Regions from separate parts of the Homo sapiens genome. Here region 2 is linked to region 1. A link is an interaction called in ENCODE POLR2A ChIA-PET data of the cell type or tissue named here. Cell type or tissue: K562. All regions are shown on one strand. Each heading gives the region's core, and the rest is flanking DNA. Links, peaks and the distances in the headings are about the cores only.

Region 1 (4,236 bases), core at 237-4,236:
CTTGCATTCTTCCTGGACCTTTTACCCACCCAGGGTTTTGCAGCTTCATGCTTTGGTCATTCGGAAAATTGTTTCACTGAGTTATGTAGATCTTCCAAATGTTGTCACATTTCATGACACAGTATCAAAACTTACATTCATTGATATTGCCAATCTTGGCTGGGCGTGGTGGCTCACACCTGTAATCCCAGCACTTTGGGAGGCTGAGGCAGGTGGATCACGAGGTCAGGATATCGAGATCATCCTGGCTAACACGGTGAAATCCTGTCTCTGCTAAAAACACAAAAAATTAGCCAGGCGTGGTGGTGGGCGCCTGTAGTCCCAACTATTCAGGAGGCTGACGCAGGAGAATGGCGAGACATGGGAGGCGGAGCTTGCAGTGAGCCGAGATCATGCCACCGCACTTCAGCCTGGGCGACAGAGCAAGACACCATCTCAAAAAAAAAAAAAAAAAAAAAAAAAATTGCCAATCTCATCAGAAAAGCCTTTACATGTTAGGAAGTTATCTAGCTTTTGGTGGCAGAAACAAGTTTTCCAAAATTTAAATTTTTTCTGAAATTCAAATTTTATTACTGGAAAAAAGTAGTTTTCTTTTAGTGACAGACATTCATTTAAAAAAAAACAAAAAACACTTCTTTGGTTTTGAGATGATGTCTTAACATGTTTGCAAATGTGAATAACTGGTTTGTTAATGGCTCAGCTTGTAACTCAGTCAGGTGCACAGGTGCATGTCCCGAGGTCACTGATGTCATTTGGACCACAGGAGAGGTGCTTTGTGCCTGCTGACCATGTGGTCATGGAATACAAAAGAAGTTGTACTATAAGGTAGAGATTTAATAAAATATTTTCCATCTGTATCGTTTCCTTCAGCCTAAAAAACTTCTTTTAGCATTTTTTTTTTTTACAAGCAGTTCTACTGAATTCTCTCAGCTTTTTTGTTTTTTTTTCTGAAAAAGACATTTTGCTTTCATTTTCCAAATATACGGCTGGATATAAAATTTTAGGTTGACTGAATTTTCTTTCAGGTGAAAATATGGCTCCATTCTGTTATGCTGCTGGGGTTACTTTGTGGGATGAGGTGGGACTGGGTTCTTGCTCCAACTTTTTAAGACACTGACTTTCAACCGTTGTCTTGTCTGCAGCCTTGTCTCTGGTCTGAGGATGGGAGGCGTCTTGGGGTTGTTTGCAGGGCCCCTGCCTGGCATCTCTTCTCCAGCACTGGGGCTGCACTGGCTCTGCTCTGTGTAGGTTTCCCTTGCTTACAGGGTTCCCCTCTTGCCTTGTTTGTCCTGTGGATTTTCAGCTTTTAAATTATCTTTTCTGTATTATTTTCACAGGGATCAGAGTTACAAGCAAATGTTTGATTTACTCTGTTTAGTCTTCTTGATTTTTTGGTAATTTATATTTTCCTTTAAAATGTTAGTTTCATTAAAAATTTCAAATTAATTTACATTTTAAGAAGGATGTGTTTTTACGTGGTGCTTTTTTAGTGGCTTCGACTTTCCTCCAAAAATATGACTGTTTCATGTTATGTATTGGTATTTTCATTCATTTTCTTGATTAGCTTTACAGACTTTTTTTTTAAAAAAAAAAAAGAGGGGGGTCTTGCTGTGTTGCCTAGGCTGGCGTGCGGTTTTTGGACTCAAGTGATCTTCGTGCCTCAGCCTTCCAAGTGGCTGGGATGATACGTGTGAGCTGCCACACTCGTCCTTTGCAAAGGACTCTTTTAATCATGCATACAAAACTTGGTTGTGGATTTAAATATCCTTTCTTCTACTTTCTCATTGATTGAATTTTACATTATCTATATTTTTTTTGTCTTTATTTTTAAAAACAGTTTTTCGTACTCCTGATTTGATGTGCATGGTGGACTCCTTTGTCTGTGTTGTTTGATGACGAAGCATTCAGCTCTGTGTCTTTTTGTCTGATCATGGCTTTTACCTAGCCCCTTTAAGCACTGCTGAGTGTTTTTCTCCATACTTTATGATTGCAATTTTGATATTGAGTTAGTAATTACAGGAGAGAATACTTAAATTTCTAAGAAGTTGAATTAATTTTTAAGGGGTGTATAGTTAAACTTTTATAATTAGATTTGGTTTGGTATGATTTTTGCATGGTCTGGGATGTGTGACCCATCCTGTCACAAGTTAGGCTCTTTAGTGAGGTGTCTCCACCAGATTGTTTTGTAAGTGGCATTTGCTGTTGGTGTTGGAGAAGCTTAGCTGTTTGACAGTACTTGTGTGGTGAGTGACCACTGCCAAGATGTAGTGACTCTGCCCCGCAGTGACGGGGGAGCACTGCGCTGGCATTGGGGTGGGGGTCGGGGGCAGGTGGTTTCCTGGTGGTAGCAGGCGGACCTTGTTGTGGATCATGTGGAATCCGTGTACTTCTGTATCTGTGTAATTGGCCTAAACAATACCTATGTCTAGGAGTCAGAGGTGAATCAGGTGAAGTGGGGGTCTCTGGGGGATAATTGTGGAGATACAATTGTGCGGGACAGCAATTACCTCTTTAATGCATTTCTCTTCTACTTTAGGTAAATCTTAAAATGAGAGAGATAACAGAGAAAGAAGTTAAATTAAAACAACAGTTATTGGAAAGTCCAGCTCATCAAAAGGTAAAGGGTAAATTTAATTTTTCTGGAATGCACTAAGTTAATGTTGGTCCCAATTTTAAAGAATTCTGTTAGTTCCCACTATTTGCTTATTCTCTATTTTTACTCACCAAAGAAGCAGCTAGTCTCTTGGATTCACCTGGTGGGCTGATTCTCCACACCTCAGTGAGATGTGACCACGGCAGCCTGCCCCGCCTCTCCTGGGAAGGGGTGTTTTGTATTGCACTTTATGGTGCGTGAGGGTATTTGGGGGAATTGGGAAGCTTGAGTGAGGGACGTAGGGCCCACCTGGGTGCTAGCTTCCACAAGTCAACAAACAAGGGGGAAATTGCCTGTTGCTAAAGATGCCCTCGAAAAGTCCTTAAGTGGCTCATGAGGTACAGCGTAGCTGGTGGTGTACCTGTGTGCCTGTGCCATGATTCTGCTGGATGAACCCTACGTGCCTACTGAAGTAGCACGATGGCTGGGCTGCACCTTCCAGCCATTAGCCTTTTTCTTCCTCTGACGTTATTTTCTCTTTTGCAAGCACATGTGTGACTGAATTCACTCAGTTCAGTGCACACAAGATGCAGCCCGACCATCTATAAGGTCTCGCCTTTGAAGGGCAGTGTGCTGCCTTCCCCTGTTCCTTCTTCCCCCTCCAGTGGCACCAGCCCCTGGCCATGCATTTGTTAGCTGGGTGGGTGGGTGAGTCAGGCCGCCTGGTATGCCTCCCTCATCTGGATCTTAAGCATTGAGCTTCCTCCCTGTTCCTCAGATGGTCATGTTTAACACATGGGTACAGACTAAGCACTAGACCCTTCCCGCGTCAGAGCTGACTTCTTGCCTTTTGGTACCCAGCCCATACCAAGTTTCCGAAGTTTTCTTTGCTACTGCAAAGAATAGTGTTGTGGAGGTGACTCGTGATCTTCCACTTTAATCATCTGCTAATACAACATGACTATGGCCACGTACACTTAGAAGACTTTGCTTACCAGAGGCTCTCCCGCCTCTGCCGTGTAAACGCCGTGGGGAAGTGTGTGTTACCTCGTCCACACGTGGACCTGCTCTGCTGATGCTCCTCTCCTGCCTTCCTTCTCTCGCTTCCTGAGCAGTCTCCCTCCAAGTGGTATTGGAAGTTAGTGCCTGTAAGTGAACCCCAAGCCGCCAGCTGCCATCTACAGAGCCATCCTGTCGCGATCACTTGCTTCCATTAAAAACTGCTCGCACCCAAAACTGTTTTTTTGTTGTTGTTGTTTAAATGTCCCACCTTGGAGTTATTTATATAGTACAAGAATTGGCCTGATTCTGAGCCGAATAGGCCTTGTAATATGGCACTTTGGAACTCTTAAGTTACATTTCGCCCAGTTTCCTAGTTACTTCTTTAAGTGATCAACGTGCACGTAATGAGAGGGCATTTTTGTGATAGATACAGAGGGAATGAGAAGTGGTCTAGTTGCCCAAGTTACTCTGTATATTTTGTTCTTTCTGATGTTACCTTGCCTGACTGTGGTATGTAATGTGACATCTGTTAGGAGCCATCAGCTGGGTGGTCCAGGTATGCGGGTGATGCACCTGGTGGACTAGGGCTGGAGGGCTGCAGAGAGGGGCTCTCACCAGCATGTCAGATTCCTCTGTTCTCC
Region 2 (4,457 bases), core at 1-4,000, 86 kb before region 1:
TGCACAATTATTGGGGCCGTGCTGTGCCTGCCTCCTGGGCCATGGGTCACCTGGGGGTTCGTGCCAGGCCTGGGAGCTTGTACCTCAGCTAGGGCCATGCAGATATCATGCAAAAGTGAGGGAAGGCTGGTGTAGATGCTTGGTTTGGGGGGACCAAAGGAACCCATGCTCTTTTGAGACAGGGTGTCGCTCAGTCACCCAGGCTGGAGTGCAGAGGCACAGTCAGGCTCACTGTTGCCTTGACCTCCTGGGCTCAAGCAGTCCTCCCACCTCAGTCTCCCAAGTAGCTGGGACTACGGGCATGTGCCACCATGCGCAACTATTTTTTATATTTTCGTAGAGATGGGGTCTCGCCATGTTGTCCAGGCTGGTCTTGAACTCCTGGGCTCAAGTGATCCGCCTGCCTCGTGCTGGGATTACAGGAGTGAGCCACTGCACCCAGCTGAAGCCCTGCTCTTCTTCTTTTTTTTTTTTTTTTTTAAGATGAAGTCTTGCTCTGTTGCCCAGGCTGGAGTGCAGTGGTGCAATCTTGGCTCAGTGCAACCTCCGCCTCCCAGGTTCAAGTGATTCTCCTGCCTCAGCCTCCCCAGTAGCTGGGATTACAGGCATGCGCCACCACGCCTGGCTAATTTTTGTATTTTTAGTAGAGATGGGGTTTCACCGTGTTGGCCAGGCTTGTCTTGAACACCTGACCTCAGGTAATTTGCCCGCCTCAGCCTCCCAAAGTGCTGGGATTACAGATGGGAGCCACTGCGCCCGGCCGAATCCCTGCTGTTCTGTTCTCAGGGCATCCAGCACCCTTTATGCCATTTTGTGGATATGAAGTGATAACCAGTGTGTTGGATATACGTGTTGTTTTTTCTAGATGTCCTATTATTGATAAAAAAGCGTGCTCCATCACCACTTCCCAAGATGGCTGATGTCTCAGCAGAAGAAAAGGTAAATTTCAAAGTTTGCAATTGGGGACCTTGGTTGGTAGAAGTCTACATTTAAGAATTACAGGCTGGGTACAGTGGCTCGCGCCTGTAATCCCAGCACTTTGGGAGGCCGAGGCGGGTGGATCACGAGGTCAAGAGATCAAGACCATCCTGGCAAATATGGTGAAACCCCGGCTCTACTAAAAATACAAAAAAAATTAGCTGGGCATGGTGGCTCATGCCTGTAGTCCCAGCAGCTCAGGAGGCTGAGGCAGGAGAATCTCTTGAACCCGGGAGGCAGAGGTTGCAGTGAGCCGAGATCGTGCCACTGCACTCCAGCCTGGCGACAGAGTAAGACTCCATCTCAAAATTAAATAAATAAATACAAACTTAAAAAAAAAAGAATTATAAAGAAGTTCTCTATACTAGTTGTTCACCAACCCACGCATTCGCCATTTACAGTAGATGTGGTTATAAGGGGTTCTCTCTCCCGGCAGAGCCTGTTTAATCCGTGTCAGTCCTGGTCCCTCCCTGCTCACGGGACCAGCACGGAAAACCTGCCTCTGAGTTTTCTGAGACAGAGAGGAGGGTAGGGACACATCCTGCGTGACGGTTCACTCCCGCGCTGCTGTCCGCCTTCACCTGCGTGTGCTCCTGTTCCCTCCTCTTTTCAAGCAGCCAAGTCAGTCCTGACAGAAAAACGGAGGAAAGTGGGTAACCAACCACCACACAGAATAAGGGCTGCGCATGCAGAGAGTGGCCGGTGAGGGAGCACTCGCGACAAGCCCCACCTCACACCGCACAGCCTCAGCATCCCCATCGGAAAATCCAAACGCAGAAATGCAGCGCAGTCTGAAACTTTTTGAGTGCCAAAATGACACTTAATGGAAGTGCTCGTTGGTGCTTTTTGAGTTGATTATTTGGAATGCAAATATTCCCAAATCTGAAAAAACCCGAAATCCGAAACAGTTCTGGTCCCGGGCATTTCAGATGAGGGATACTCAGCTGCACTGTTAATGCTGAGAGAGGCTGAGTTCTGCCTGTCTTGTCTATTTCTTGCAAAACAGAACTGGATGTCGTTGGTGTTTACATTCACTCACACGTTATTGATTCATGGTCTGCACCGTCCACTTGCACGTGTACCTTAGGAACACCGTGCAGTGTGTTGTTTACTGGCTGCCCTAGAAGCTCATGTTTTGGAAAGCTCACTGAGCAGAGGAAGATGCGTTCTGCAAGTGGCGTGTCCTACCCCACAGCAGGGCCTGAGCCCGTGCCGAGCATGGAGCCTGCCAGCTAGAAGGGCAGCCACTTTCCTCTGCTGTCTTTGCATTACTCATCTCAAGGGTAGAATTTCTTACTCGTGCTTTGAAAGGCTAAGGAGAGTGTTCACCCCAGAGAAAGAGCAGGTCAAACTCTTTTGGGCTAGGCCCATGCCTGGTAGTGCATAAGCTATTTTTGGGTTTCATCTGGGACCATGGGTACCCAGGAAGAGCACCCTGGGCTTGGGTCCCCTCCTTATCTTCAGCCACACCTGGCCACGCATGAGTGACACACAGGCTGCCGCCCCACCCATCTGCAGCGGACAGATCTGGGCCTGCCTCCGCCTGTCCCTGAGTCAGGCCTGTTTCTGGGAACTGCTGCAGGCAGCATTCACAGTTCTCAGATTACAGTTTGACCGTTGGTGTTCAGACTTACAGGCCCGTAACTAATATAAACAGCGGGGTCTGACCATACACCCGTTGCCCCACAGCCTCTTGGATGGGTAGCTTGGAGCTAACCTGAGGAGCTTACCTTTTCTCTTCAAATATTTGCAAACTGAAACATTGTAAGATGTCAGTTCATATTTTTATGAATTAATTATTATTATTTTTATTATTATTTTATTATTTTTGAGACAGAGTTTCGCTTTTGTTACCCAAGCTAGAGTGCAGTGGCGTGATCTCAGCTCACTGCAACCTCCGCCTTCCAGGTTCAAACGATTCTCCTGCCTCAGCCTCCCAAGTAGCTGGGGTTACAAGTGCGTGCCACCACGCCCGGCTAATCTTTTGTATTTTTAGTAGAGATGGGGTTTCACCATGTTGGCCAGGCTGGTCTCGATCTCCTGACCTCGGGTGATCCACCTGCCTCGGCCTCCCAAAGTGCTAGGATTACAGGCATGAGCCATTGCGCCTGGCCTACATTAATTTTTAATTTAGTTTTTGTTTTTGTTTTAGAGACAGGATCTCACTCTGTTGCCCAGGCTGCAGTGCAGTGGTACAATTATAACTCACTGCAACCTTGACCTCCTGGGCTCAAGCAGTCCTCCTGCCTCAGCCTCCCGAGTAGCTGGGACCACAGGTGTGTGCCACCACACCCAGATAATTTTTGTATTTATGAATTAATTTTTAAGTCAAAGTGACGTATGTTTTTAAAAGGTCGAATAATACTACAAATCTTTTAATAAAAATTAGCAGTCTTGGCTGGGTGCGGTGGCCCACGCCTGTAGTCCCAGCACTTTGGGAGGCTGAGGTGGGAGGATCACTTGAGTCCAGGAATTTGAGACCAGCCTGGGCAGCATGATGAAACCCTGTCTCTACAAAAAATATAAAAAGTTAGTTAGGCTTGTTGGCACAAGCCAGGCAGTGCACACCAGGCTGGAGTGTGTGGTACGATCTCACCTCACTGCAGCCTCTGCCTCCTGGGCTTAAGTGATCCTTCTCCCTTAGCCCCAGGAGTAAAGCAGCTGGGACTATAGGTGTGTGCCACCACACCTGACTAATTTTTGTATTTTTTGTAGACATGGGGTCTCACCGTGTTGCCCAGGCTGGTCTTGAACTCCTGGGCTCAGGTGGTCTGTTCACCTTGGTCTCCCAAGTGTTGGGATTACAGGCGTGAACCACCATGCCCGGCCCAACCACTCATAACTCTTGTTATTTTTAACAATTCTCTTCCTGATTTATAAATAATATGTGTATATTATTATTCCTTGAATGACCAACTTTAGTCTCTATTGACTTCTTAATGAAGAGGCTATAGTACCTCCCTCTCTCCTCCCTTGAGGGTTAGATCATAATGTTGAAGATCTCAGGGTTTTCATTACTAGTATAATTGAAGTGTGGTTTTCAGCTGTGAGCAAAATAGATTAAGATTATCTATCCTTCTTACACAGCTGTATTTTTCCTGGAATTAATATTTGCCTCTTCCTTTTGTTTGCTTGTTGAGTTTCTTATAGGCTTATCGCTGATTTTTTCATGCTCTTCCACAGAGCCGATAAAGCTTCTGGAAACGTGGTCACAGATGTTAGGTCACTGGGGTGTTCCCTCCCTCCAGATCCCTCTGGCCTGCGCATCTGTCTGAGTCGCTGCCTTCCAGGCCTGCTGCACAGCCTGGCTTTCCTGCCTCTTTCCCGTGTTAGAGTTTGCTAAGTCTATGCAAGTTTTCCGTTGCCACCTAACAAATCGCCACACATGTAGCTGCTTAAAACAGCACTCCGCTTGTAGCTCGCAGTTCTGTAGGGCAGAAGTCTGGCTGGGTGAGCTCAGCTGGTTTCTGTGCTCAGGG

The links. ChIA-PET counts read pairs that join two places held together with the same protein. Peaks named below come from ENCODE experiments on the same cell type or tissue, not always from the same donor. Only the 100,000 strongest peaks of a DNase experiment are listed, where the experiment ranks them.
Region 2: POLR2A ChIA-PET joins it to region 1 with 7 read pairs; 6 of 35 experiments call an interaction of 5 or more read pairs at or near these places.

Annotation. Positions count from the first base shown.
Region 1 is chr9:135,864,837-135,869,072 of GRCh38, reverse strand. CAMSAP1 (calmodulin regulated spectrin associated protein 1) reads left to right here. Exons shown (of 17, transcript NM_015447.4): 4 at 2,537-2,617. Among named protein-coding and RNA genes, the nearest start is that of CAMSAP1, 41 kb to the left of the region's middle. In K562, for the core only: no CTCF peak of the experiment used is centred there; no DNase peak of the experiment used is centred there.
Region 2 is chr9:135,950,162-135,954,618 of GRCh38, reverse strand. UBAC1 (UBA domain containing 1) reads left to right here. Exons shown (of 10, transcript NM_016172.3): 3 at 866-939. Among named protein-coding and RNA genes, the nearest start is that of UBAC1, 9.0 kb to the left of the region's middle. RefSeq lists a silencer at 4,002-4,285. In K562, for the core only: a CTCF peak has its summit at 1,679; DNase peaks (open chromatin) are centred at 1,678 and 2,458.